Linked DNA regions of Homo sapiens: region 1 is linked to region 2. The links are chromatin loops, found by intact Hi-C in ENCODE. Cell type or tissue: transverse colon. All regions are shown on one strand. Each heading gives the region's core, and the rest is flanking DNA. Links, peaks and the distances in the headings are about the cores only. Region 1 has its middle 170 kb from the start of TSL. Region 2 has its middle 140 kb from the start of EVX1-AS.

Evidence for each region. A loop is a pair of places that touch in the nucleus more often than their neighbours do. Peaks named below come from ENCODE experiments on the same cell type or tissue, not always from the same donor. Only the 100,000 strongest peaks of a DNase experiment are listed, where the experiment ranks them.
Region 1: it touches region 2 in a loop (4-fold over the local background); 2 of 110 quality-filtered maps call a loop at or near these places.

Annotation. Positions count from the first base shown.
Region 1 is chr7:27,448,260-27,451,088 of GRCh38, reverse strand. No RefSeq gene overlaps it. Among named protein-coding and RNA genes, the nearest start is that of TSL, 170 kb to the left of the region's middle. In transverse colon, for the core only: no CTCF peak of the experiment used is centred there; a DNase peak (open chromatin) is centred at 1,858.
Region 2 is chr7:27,383,376-27,386,204 of GRCh38, reverse strand. No RefSeq gene overlaps it. Among named protein-coding and RNA genes, the nearest start is that of EVX1-AS, 140 kb to the right of the region's middle. In transverse colon, for the core only: no CTCF peak of the experiment used is centred there; no DNase peak of the experiment used is centred there.

The DNA.
Region 1 (2,829 bases), core at 329-2,828, 65 kb before region 2:
TTTAATATAGTACATTGGTTTTGCCTAGTTTTGAGCTTTATGCAAATAGAGTTACACAGTATGTACTCTTTTTTGAAAGCTTCTTTTTCTCAATATTATGTCTGTGAGTTTACACACGTAACTGTATATAGCAATAGTTAATTGACTTTGATTACTTTAGAGTAATCCATTGTATGAAGGTCCTGTAATTTATTCAACAAAAGACATATATAAAAAATATATTAAGAACTCAAATCAGTAAGACAAAAGGAGACAAGTCAACAGAAAAGGGGACAAAATTCATTAGTTACTTTGAGAGAAGTGAAAAGACGATCAGTCTCGTTAGTTATCAGGGAAATGCAAACTAAAATACCAGATACCATTATACTCCCACCACAATGCTAAAAGGAAAAAGACTGACAATACCAAATGTTGGGAGGATGTGGTGATTTTCAGAGTGCTAGTTGGAATATAACATGGCACAACTACTTTGGAAAATTGTTTGACAGTTTTCCGTAAACTGAAACATACATCTACCCTATTCCTGTTGCACTCCAAGGTACTTAAGATAAATAAAAATATATGTTCGTATAAATATATGTGCAAGAATGTTCATACAACTTTATACATAATAGCCTCTAGCCTCAATCAGGAAATAACCCAAATAACCATCAAAAGTATATTGGATAAGTAATTTTTTCTTCTTTTTAATATGTCAAAAAAGCTTTGTTAACAAGCAGAAAAAAAGGCAGCACCAAGGATTAGTGCAGAAGTTAGTAAAATAGCAAACAGAAAAACAATAGAGAAAATCAATGAAACTGAAGGTTAGTTCTTTGAAAAGATCAACAAAATTGACAAACTTTTAGCCAGACAGGAAAAAAAGAGATAAATCTCAAAAATGAAAGAGGGACATTAGTGCTGACGTTCCAGAAATAAAAATTATAAGGGAATACTATAAAAAAATTGTATGCCAACAAACTAGATAACAGATCAAATGGACAAATTCCTGGAAAGGCAGATGCAACCAAACTTACTTAAGAAGAAATAGAAAACGTGAGTAAACCTAAAATAAGTAGAAATTAAATTAGTAATCAAGAAGCTTCCTATAAAGAAAAGCCCAGGACCAGATGGCTTCATTGATGAATTCTACCAAACATTTAAAAAAGAACTGATGCCAATTCTTCACACATTTTTCCAAAAAATAGAAGAGAAGGGAAGACTTCCCCGCTCACTCATGAGGCCAGTATTACTCTGATAGCAAAATCAGACAAAGACATGGCAAGAAAAGAAAAACTACATATCAGCATCACTTGGAATATAGGTACAAAAGTCTTTGACAAAATATTAGGATAGGTAATATAGAAAAATAATTATATACTACGCTCAAGTGGGATTGTCCTAGGGACGCAAAGTTGGTTTAACATCGGATGGTGCAAGATGGCTGAATAAGAATAGCTCTGGTCTGCAGCTCCCAGCATGATTGACACAGAAGACAGTGATTTCTGCATTTCCAACTGAGGTACCTGGTTCATCTCATTGGGACTGGTTGAACAGTGGGTGCAGCCCACGGAGGGTGAGCTGAAGCAGGGCGGGCATCGCCTCACCTGGGAAGCACAAGGGGTTGGGGGATTTCCCTTTCCTAGCCAAGGGAAGCCGTGACAGACTGTACCTGGAAAAACAGGACACTTCTGCCCAAATACTGTGCTTTTCCCAGGTCTTAGCAACTGGCAGACCAGGAGATTCTCTCCCGTGCCTGGCTCAGTGGGTCCCATGCCCACGGAGCCTTGCTCACTGCTAGGGCAGCAGTCTGAGATCAACCTCCGAGGCTGCAGCCTGGTGGGGGGAGGGGCGTCCACCATTGCTGAGGCTTGAGTAGGTAAACAAAACAGCTGGGAAGCTCGAACTGGGTGGAGCCCACCGCAGCTCAGCAAGGCCTACTGCCTCTATAAACTCCACCTCTGTAGGCAGGGCATAGCTGAACAAAAGGCAGCAGAAACTTCTGCAGACTTAAACGTCCCTGTCTGACAGCTCTGAAGAGAGCAGTGGTTCTCCCAGCACAGCGTTTGAGTTCTGAGATTGGACAGACTGCCTCCTCAAGTGGGTCCCTGACCCCCAGTGTAGCCTAACTGCAAGACACCTCCCAGTAAGGGCTGATTGACACCTCATACAGGTGGGTGCCCCTCTGGGTCAAAGCTTCCAGAGGAAGGATCAGGCAGCAATATTTGCTGTTCTGCAGCCTCTGCTGGTGATACCCAGGCAAACAGGGTCTGGAGTGGACCTCCAGCAAACTCCAACAGACCTGCAGCTGAGGGACCTGACTGTTAGAAGGAAACAGAAAAGAATAGCAGCAACATCAACGAAAAGGACAACCACACCAAAACCCCATCCGTAGGTCACCAACATCAAAGACCAAAGGTAGATAAAACCTCAAAGATGGGGAGAAACCAGAGCAGAAAAGCTGAAAATTCTAAAAACCAGAGCACCTCTTCTCCTCCAAAAGATTGCAGCTCCTTGCCAGCAATGGAACAAAGCTGGATGGTGAATGCCTTTGACGAGTGGACAGAAGTAGGCTTCGGAAGGTCGGTAATAACAAACTTCTCCGAGCTGAAGGAACATGTTCTAACCCATCACAAGGAAGCTAAAAACCTTGAAAAAAAGGTTAGATGAATGGCTAACTAGAATAAACAGTGTAGAGAAGACCTTAAATGACCTGATGGAGCTGAAAACCGTGGCATGAGAACTTCGTGAGGCATGCACAAGCTTCAATAGCCAATCCAATCAAGTGGAAGAAAGGATATCAATGATTGAAAACCAAATTAATGAAATAAAGTGAGAAGACAAGATTAGAGA
Region 2 (2,829 bases), core at 235-2,734:
CATTACACATTCAAGAAATACATTTATAATAAAATTACTCAGAAAGGTTGCTAGTAAAAGGTAAAGCAAAGACATGGAAATTAGGTGCAAGCAAAAAAATAACAAGGATCATAATATTAAATTCAAGACAAAAAACACACTATACAAATCAAAGATGGACAATTTATAATGGTAAACACAATTTAGTGAATTTTCATGCAGCAAATAGCATTACTTCAAAATCCGTAAAAGAAAAACTGCAATAAAAACAAAGAGAAACAGACAAAAAGGCAACTGTGGTGAGCACTTTTTCAGGCCATGACAGATCAAGTAGACAAAAAAGAATGCCACTGACAACTTAAATCCCATAGTTAATAGGGTGGAGTGTGTGCACACATAAGTGTGTATCTCTATATCTATATTTGTACATATCTATACCTCTAAACCTTGAATACAAAGAATATGCCCATTATATAATTGTCCTTGAAATATTGATCAAAATAACCCTATTTATAAGAGACAAAAAAATCTTAACCACCTGGAAACTAAGAAGTTATCTCTTTAACTCTTGGTCCATAGAAAAATTAAAACAAAATTTAAAATGCAATATCTAGAAAATATTGATAATGCAAGAATCATGTATCACAATCTTTGGGATATTGCCTCTCACCACATAGTTCTACTAACTAGTGTTGTGAAACATAAAAGAATGAAAATAATTAATAGGAACAGTCATTCTGGCAAGTTATAAAAATAATAATAAATATAACTAAATATGGCAAAAGGAATTAGTTTTTTAAATGGAACTAAAAATGGATCCAAAAGATGGTACTTGGGATAAATAAACAAAAAAAAAACACAATAAAATAGATAACAAACCATTAGCCAACCTAGTCAAATAAAAAGATGAAACAGCATATACAAAATTAGAAATGGGTAAGGGAAGTAACCACAAATAGAGTAAAATGTTAAAATAAAATAGAAAACCAACAAATAAATCCATGAGCTACTTCTCTGAAAACAGAACAAAACAGAAAAACTGCTGGCTAAAATAATTAAGAAAAGAATATGAACATAGGCTAATACAAAATCAAAATAGTACATTGGGAACTGTTTTGTATGTATACAAAACAAAATAATTTTGAGATATTTCTTTGCTCAGCTCTACTGAAATAAAGTTGAAAACCTGAATGAAATGGATAGCTTTCTAGAAAAACATAAACTACAAAAACCAATCATAGAAGTTACAGAAAATCTAAATAACCAATGATTAGAGGAAAAAAATAGCGTACATTATCAAAAATCCAACTCGCTCAAAAGCACTAGAATCAGACACTTCACAGGTGCAAAGAATGTTTTAAAGAAAAGATCATTCCAGGACTACTTAAACTGTTCCAGGCCACAGTAAAAGAAGAAAAACTTTCAAATTAGTTTTTGAAGCTAACAAGATATCAATTCCAAAAATCGACAATGATAATATACACACAGAAAAACTATAGTCCAAAGTTATCTATTAATATCAAGGCCAAAAAACCCACTTAAATAAAGTGTTAGCAGAGAGAATCCAGTACACATTAAGAGAATGCTACCTCTTGATGAGAATTTCAAAGACCGTTGCTGAGAGTAGCTGGTGAGAATGTAGATTCGGGAGCCAAACTGCCTGTGTTCAGATTCCGGATCTGGTACTCACCAGGTATAGGACCTCGGACACATAATTATTTAACTTCTCTGTGCTTTAGTTTTCTCATTTTTCAGGTGGGGTTAATTATAGTATATTGAGAGGATTCCATGAATTAACACATGTAAAGTGCTTAGAATAGGGCCTGGAACAAAGTAAACACAGAATAAACATTACCTATTTATTTTCCAATACCGGAAAAAGCTATGACTATAGTTTAACATACTAATAGATCAAAAGAGAAAAATCGCAATTGCTTCCCTGGATGCTGAAAACTTATTTAATTATCTAACATTCATTGTAAAATTTTTATCCAACTTTTAACAAAATATTATTGAGGATGCTTTCATAACATATTAACTCAATAAAATAACAAGATCATTCACCAAAGCCTGAATCATACAGAATGCAGAAGCCCTAGAAGCCTTCCTAATTCAACTCAGGAGCAAGACCAAGATATCCATTCTTCCTGCTGTTATTTGACAGTGTTCCAGATGTAGTAGCCATTACAACAGAACAGGTGAAAGAAGTAAGTGGAAGCATGGGAAGAGGGTGGGCAAAATTACTACTTGCAGAGAGTACAAAAAGATAATCAATCGAAAAATTACTATAGCAGGTAAAAGAATTCAGAAAATTGATGGGTATGAAAATAAGATACAAAATATACACAGATTAGAAAACAAAATGAAAAAAAAATACTCATTTATAAGAAGAAACTGAAAAATATCCAGGAATGAACTTAACAAGAAATGTTGAAGTTGTGCATGAAGAAACTTTAAGATGCTACTAAGGGACACAAAAGAAAACCTGAATAAATGGAAATGCTAACCTTGTTATTGGATAGAAAGACTTAATAATCATAAAAAGTCAATTCTTCTTAAATCAATCTAAATAGACCTATTTAATGCAATCTCAATAGAAGTACCAACATGGTAATTTTCAATTCCAGACAGATTTTCAATTTTCTACACAAAAGTAAACATGCTAGTGTGTCTAGAAAATTCTGAAAAAGAAGAGTAATGGAGCATACTTGTCCTAGCAGATGCTAAAATGCATGATAAATTTGCTCTATTTCTTATAACGAGATTTTGGCAAATGAACAGACCAATCAGTGGAATGAGTACAGACTCCACAAATAACACACTCAAGTTCAAACAGGAATTTAGTTTACA